2 separate regions of the Homo sapiens genome follow, and region 2 is linked to region 1. A link is a contact called in ENCODE Hi-C or POLR2A ChIA-PET data. All regions are on one chromosome and are shown on one strand. The core of a region is the stretch at or near the end of the contact, and the rest is flanking DNA. Distances in the headings are between cores, read along the strand shown.

Region 1 (3,125 bases), core at 313-2,812:
AGTCCCCAAGGTAACCACTATCTTAACTTCTATCGCCATTGATTAGTTCTGCCTTTTTCTTTTTAGATACAGGGGCTCACTATGTTGCCCAGGCTGGCCATGAACTCCTGGCCTCAAGTGATCCTCCCACCTTGTGCTCCCAAAGTACTGGGATTACAGGTCTGGCCTCAAGGAAAAATGAAACCAAGCATCTCTGTCTTACTTCAGAATGAGTTAGACAGAGATAGTTATATATCAAGGGCTTTAAGCAGGGGAAATGACAACAAATCACTTCAGTCATATTGTAACAGTACCTGCATCCTATTTTTGAACTTATATAAATGCCCCTTCATTATCAACCATTATGCCCTCTCACTTAGTCCTCATAATGACCCTAGAGTCTAGAAAATAGCTTTGCCTCATGCCCATTTTACAGATGAGGAAATTGAGTTCTCTGCAACAATTTAGTAAGTTTCTTGAGACCCCACGTCAGTCCCAGCTACTTGCCCAGGGTGGTCTCACATCAGTGTGTGGTGGAAGTGGGAGTATCACCAAGATCCTTGAGGCTGACTGCACCATCTGCTGCCTTACCATCCACCCGGCCTGGATTTCTGCTAGGAAACTCAGAAACACATTAGATACTCAGGGATGTTTGTGTGAACAAATGGTCCCATTGCCCTAACTGCTCCAAAGCTTCCTACCACAGGCCTATCCCTGCCTTTCCAGGGGACCCATCTACTCCAAAGTCCCCTCTCTGTTAAAACGACATGAGCTTCTGTTTTTTCTTCAAAATCTGCAACAAAGTCCCACCTCTTCGTCTTTGCACATGCTTTCCCCCTGCTGACAAGAGTCTACTCCCCTAGGTACATGCTTGGCTTCCTCCTTCACTGTTCAGTGTCACCTCCTGGACAAGGCTGACCCCGACCCCTGACTCTGTGTCTGCATAATGCAGCCCATGTGCTCTCTTGTTCTTCTGCCTTTGTCTTGGAGTGCTTATTCCATTTGACTCTATATTCTACACATATATTTGTTTGTCTCCCTCTAGAATGTATGTGCCATGAGGGCAAAGTGCTGTTTTATTCACTGCTTTATTCCCAGGGCCCAGATTTACATGGCACACAGTAAGGACTCAATAAATCTTGAGTGGATGGAAGACTTGGTTAGCACAGAACTTCTCCATCAAAATAAAAATAGCCTCCACGAAGGAAGGATACCTAGAATTTAAATCCACTGCTTTGCTCCCAGGGGCAGTGCTGTGGACTTTTGCCAGGGTCTGATCTTTAGTTGTGACAAAGACAGGAGGTTGTGGGGAACAGGGCCAAACCCAGTGAGGTAGCTTATCTGCTGGCCAGGAAGCCACGGAGGGCCTTCCCTACCCCTCTCAGGCTGCTACGGTGATTGTTCCCCCATGTCTGCAGCCAGCCAAGGTGCCCCACCCCAAAGCATCAGAGGAGAGAACCAGCCACCAGCCCAGAGGTGACAATGGGGCTGCTGTGTGCTATGGGCCCTTGGGTAGGGCACGGGCTCAGGCAAATGAGCCAGAGCACACGCAGATATAGAGGCATGTGCACTGGCTGCGCTCTGCTTCCACTCTGGTGCCTGCCAGCATGGAGGACAGCCTAAAGCAGCTCAGCCTGGGGAGAGATCCTGAGGGGGCAGGGGACAGCCAGGCCCTGGCTGAGCTCCAGGAGCTTGCCCTGAAGTGGTTCATGGAGACACAGGCCCCCTTCATTCTGCAGAACGGTGCCCTGCCTCCCTGGTTTCATGGATTCATCACCCGCAAGTAAGGCTGCTTCTACCCACAGGTCCCTCATAGCCCACAGCCCCTTGGGGCTGAGAAAATGGTCTGGGAACTCTGGATCAGACTGGTTCCCATCCTTTCCCTGGGCTAGGCAGGGGCCCTTGGAGGCGGGGGGCAGGGGAACAGACTGAGGAGCGCCACATCCTCTGGTGGTGGCTTCTGTAGGCAGAGTCGGGGAGGGCAACGGCCTCTACTTTAGTACAAGTTGAGGATGGCTGGGGCTGCCAGGCTGCCAGAGGACAGAAAGAGGGCCAGGCCCTGACTTGATGAGTAACTAGGGGACCATATCTTTTATCGTCCAAACCGGAACACTATTAGTAACTAAGCTAGGAGAACCGTCATAAATGGGGCCATCCCAGGCAAACCTGGATGCATGGTTATCCTAGGTATAAAGGCCAAGATACAGGTTTGGCTTTCTATTTGGGCTGGGTCTCCAAGCAGCCAAAACACCTGATGAAGGAATGGCAAATCCAGCCAGTCCTTAGGTCCTGGCACAGCACCTGCACAGAGCCAGGGCCAGCTTTATGGTCACTGACTCGTGCAGCAGCACAGGGTCAAAAGGGCTCCACATTTGGTTTAATGCTCTGCTGTCACTGTCTGGAAACTCTAAATCGTTTTGAACCAGGGGCCCCATGTTTTCATTTAGCACCTGGTCCTGCAAATGATTTAGCTGCGTAGAACAGGCGCTCGGTATTTGGTGAGTAAGTGAGTGAGGGAATACATATCTGGTCTGTGTACTGCCAAACCACAAGACAGCTGGAACTTTTCTTCATGCCTCCAAAGTATTTGGCACCATGTGGAAAATCTCTGTAACTGCCTGGGATTGAAGGGGACAGGAAGAGGAATGAGTCCCTTTTAGCTGCTTCAGACACAGCAGCATCTTCTCCCTGCAGAAGCTTGTGTGTAGTGCACATCCTGCAGCACTGTACACAGTGGTTCTGAGGGAGGGACTCCCCACTAAACCTCAACATCTCCAGCTGTGTGGATTTATTCTTGCTACACAACCATCCAGGTGGAGAGTGGGTGGCCAGGGTCAGCAACCAATGTGCCTGCTAGTGAGGCTGCAGTGGGGAGTTGGGGGGGTTGCATATGGCTTCAGACCCTGACCCAGCCCCAGACAGTCTTGAACTTAATCATTTGGGCTCAGATAGGCCACATGCTGAACCCTGACAGGCCACAGACCCATCCACAGGTCTGAGTGGCTCCTCTATAAAGGGTTGGAGGTCTGGAACCCAAAGGCATGGCCAGCAGGGATTCCAAGAGAGGCCTAAGTCAGGCTGCACCTGCTGCCATTAGGGCACAGACCCCAGCTAATGGCATGTCTTCTGCCCAGGCAGACGGAGCA
Region 2 (3,125 bases), core at 427-2,926, 40 kb before region 1:
CCTTTGGGTTCTAGCTACCTCATTCTCAACAGCTATAAAGGTTTATAGACACCTGATTGTATCTTTATGCAAATTACTCTTTTATGTTGAAACTAGGTCTTTATCTATCCAGACACAGAAGACAATGTAGAATGGTATTTGAGGCATGGCATGCCTTCAGAGGGCAGGCTACAAAATAGAGGGCAGACAGAACAGATACTGACTAATAATAAAGCTGCAAGTTCCAATCACACAGGAAAGTCTCTTACTCAACACAGATTCTAGAAAAAAAATTAATGTAAGCAACTATGTGACAGTGCTGGCTCCTTAATGAATATTCAATCCAGCTTTTCCTTACTTATAGACCTTGGTTTTGATCGTGGCCATATGCTCAGCTAAAATACTTGGCTTCCCAGACTCCTTCCAGCTAGGAATGGCCATATGACAGTTCCAGCCAATGATGCATAAGCCACAGGTTTCTGGGAAAGCATTCTCCTTTTGATGTAAGTGCCACCCCCAGGGGCAGCTAGCATGAGCAGGAAAGCTAATACACTCTAGCAATGGAAAATACAGAGTCAGAGACAGCTTGGGCCCTTCAGTGGCACTAGTGAGTAGCTATGCCAGCCACAAACTGCTTATCATGTGAGACAAATTACTCCCTATGTGTAAGTCCTTATTAGTAAGGTTTCCTGTTAATTACAACTAAACATAATGCTAACCCTTTCAAAATGATATCATCTCATATATATGTATACAATATATATGTGTATATACACATACATATGGCTCTTTACACTTAACAATGCAGTTTCCCATTTGATCTTTATAACAACTATGAAGAGGGGTGAACAAACTTCAATTCCCAGAGCCACAGTTTCCTAACCCTGTACTACAGGATACGTGACTTACTTAGAGTCTGACAACTAGTAAATATCCCCAAGACTCACAGGCCCACAGGGCTTCTTCCACCAGGTAGAGCTGCCTTCTAAGATATACAACTAGCTATCAGTGCAAAACGTTAATCCCCTATATCTTTCTCCATATTGACTTTAGGTGCTAGGAGGGTCCTGATGGGTGATGCCCACTAGACTACAAATCAAAATGTTCCAAACAACTGGGTGACTACGAGACAATACTAGGAAAAGTTTTATTTTTAATGCAAATCAGTTATAAAAACATTCTTCTTTAATTCTTACTAGAGTAGGCTAAGCTGAGCAGATAACAACAAGCATGGCTTTAGAAACTTCACAGAGCACTGCCATATAACACATCACAATTTATCTTTGAACCAGATTTTATCTCTGACGATAAAACAAAAGGGGCTAAAATACAGCCTTTTCTTCTTGACTTCCTGCTTTAGATTTTTTGACTTCCTGAACCATTATAGCCTCACATACTGCTCTGGGGCCCAAAGTTTCATTCCTTGTTCTTCGAAGCTATCTAAAAATTAATAGAAGTCTAATGTTACAGTCATTTCTATCTATAAAATCTTCAAAGGCACTCCACTGCTCTTAGGTTAAAGTCCAAAATCCCAAGACCAGCAGTCTAGGCTCTCCCCCAGCTCTGGCTCTGGGTCCCAGGTGTGCCCCCAGGTTCAGCTCACTCCCCACAACTGCTTCCAGCCAGTAGCCATCCTGACTGCAGCTCTGGGAAGGCACTGCAGTTCAGCCCTGTCATCTGACTCCCCTCCTCTCTACCTAGCTAGTTCCTGGCCATCCTCCAGGCCTTGGCTTAGATGCACTTCCTCAGAGAGGCCCTAACTGCCAGAAACTATGCACAGCCCACTTACAGCCCATGGTACCAGCATGCACCCTTCCCTCACATTTCTCTCATTTTTTCTCTGCACAACCACCCTGCTTGACTAGAAATTCTGTGAGGAGAGGGACAAAGCTCATCTTGAGTGCCGACTTTGCTGAATGAATGAGTAAATGTCAGGTGGCATTTACTCAAATGCTAAATTCCATACCTGGAGTCCCCATATCAAAGGAGGAGAAACAAATATGGGCTTCAGATGTTTTCTCTGGCTCTCCAATCACAGCATTTTGGCTTAGAAGGAGGAAGGACAGCTGTTATAAAGAGACTATAGGGCTAGGCACTACTTCTTTGTCCTCCTTTCGGTTTAATATCCCTGAGTCTTTGCTAGAAAGAAGCACTTGGTGCCCTCAGAACAAAGGAACTGAGGCAAATCAAGCACCTCCTGTGCCAAAGGCACTGGCTATGCTCATGAACCCTGCCTGTTCCCACAGGGTTTCCAAATGTTCCAAGTGACTGAGACACTCAGTTAGGAGCTCCTTTTGAGTGAAAAGCACTATAAGAGTGGCTTTCAAAACAACTCAGTTAACAGTGACTCGACTCTGAACGAAACATAAGGGCGCATAAAGTTGAAAATAAAGGCATGATCTCAGAACCTGGAATAGTCAGAGCGCTAAGACAGTCGTGAAAGTGACTCAAAAACTCTCACAGAAAACATATTAATAGGTACAAAGCATATATAGTAATTTATCACTGATAAGAGGGTTAACCTGCTGAAAAATACTGGGACAAGTAAAAACAAGACTGACAAATTTGGAGACGAAAAATTCATCTAAGAATGCCTTTGTTTCTGGAGTAAATCAGCCACACGTGCCAACACCATCCTTGGTGGGACAGGCAACTCGGATGCAGCCCTGTGTTCTGCTGAGCAGAGGGTCCCACGGGTTTTAGGAAGTGAAGAAATCTCTTTATGAAACTGTTAGAACTAGTCCTTACTGTTGTCTACTCCTTTTAATGTACGCTCCGTGTGTCTTCCAAAAATACTAATACAATGGCCTGGGCTTTTTAGACCTTACTTCAGAGCTCAGGAGGCTGTTTTGTTTGTTTGTTTGTTTTTCTGGATGTGTTATTTTCCCTGTATGAAGAGTGGGGGCCAAAAAACAGTCCCATCTCCACAGTCTTTGCAATGGGGTAGGATGGGCAGCAAATAATTGTTGTTCTGTTCTTTCTAGAGGTTATCTCCATGCTGCAAATGGCCAGGGATTACCCTGAGTTACAGAAATGCCATGAATCCAGGATAGAATGAAATCAATGTTTGAAGGTTAAAGTCTTCCTAAGAAACACTAGAGAATTACAAGTGGAATGATCTGAGAATACCTTCCTAGTGTATACAA

What was found. Hi-C counts contacts between places; a loop is a spot of excess contacts on that map. ChIA-PET counts read pairs that join two places held with the same protein, here RNA polymerase II (POLR2A). Pooled maps may share reads with other maps.
Region 2: a loop to region 1 is called in a map of heart right ventricle, with 2.5 times the contacts of the local background. The contact joins the enhancer-like site here to the promoter of SH2D7 in region 1. A Hi-C loop is called at or near these places in 8 of 168 maps with a recorded cell type or tissue (B cell, CD8-positive, alpha-beta T cell, GM12878 and 5 more), 17 of 37 single-sample maps with no recorded cell type and 13 of 50 pooled maps. POLR2A ChIA-PET finds 5 or more read pairs at or near these places in 17 of 52 experiments (A549, AG04449, AG04450 and 14 more).

What each region holds. Positions count from the first base shown.
Region 1 is chr15:78,090,999-78,094,123 of GRCh38, forward strand. SH2D7 (SH2 domain containing 7) reads left to right here and starts at 1,563. Exons shown (of 6, transcript NM_001101404.2): 1 at 1,563-1,762; 2 at 3,114-3,125. The coding sequence starts at 1,587.
Region 2 is chr15:78,050,540-78,053,664 of GRCh38, forward strand. All of the region lies in intron 2 of TBC1D2B (TBC1 domain family member 2B), which reads right to left. Among named protein-coding and RNA genes, the nearest start is that of TBC1D2B, 26 kb to the right of the region's middle. Within about 2 kb of position 1,677, at least 18 of the 41 ENCODE cell types and tissues checked have a DNase peak (open chromatin) inside an H3K27ac peak, as active enhancers do; they include CD4-positive, alpha-beta T cell, CD8-positive, alpha-beta T cell, OCI-LY7 and 3 more, where a contact is called at or near this core.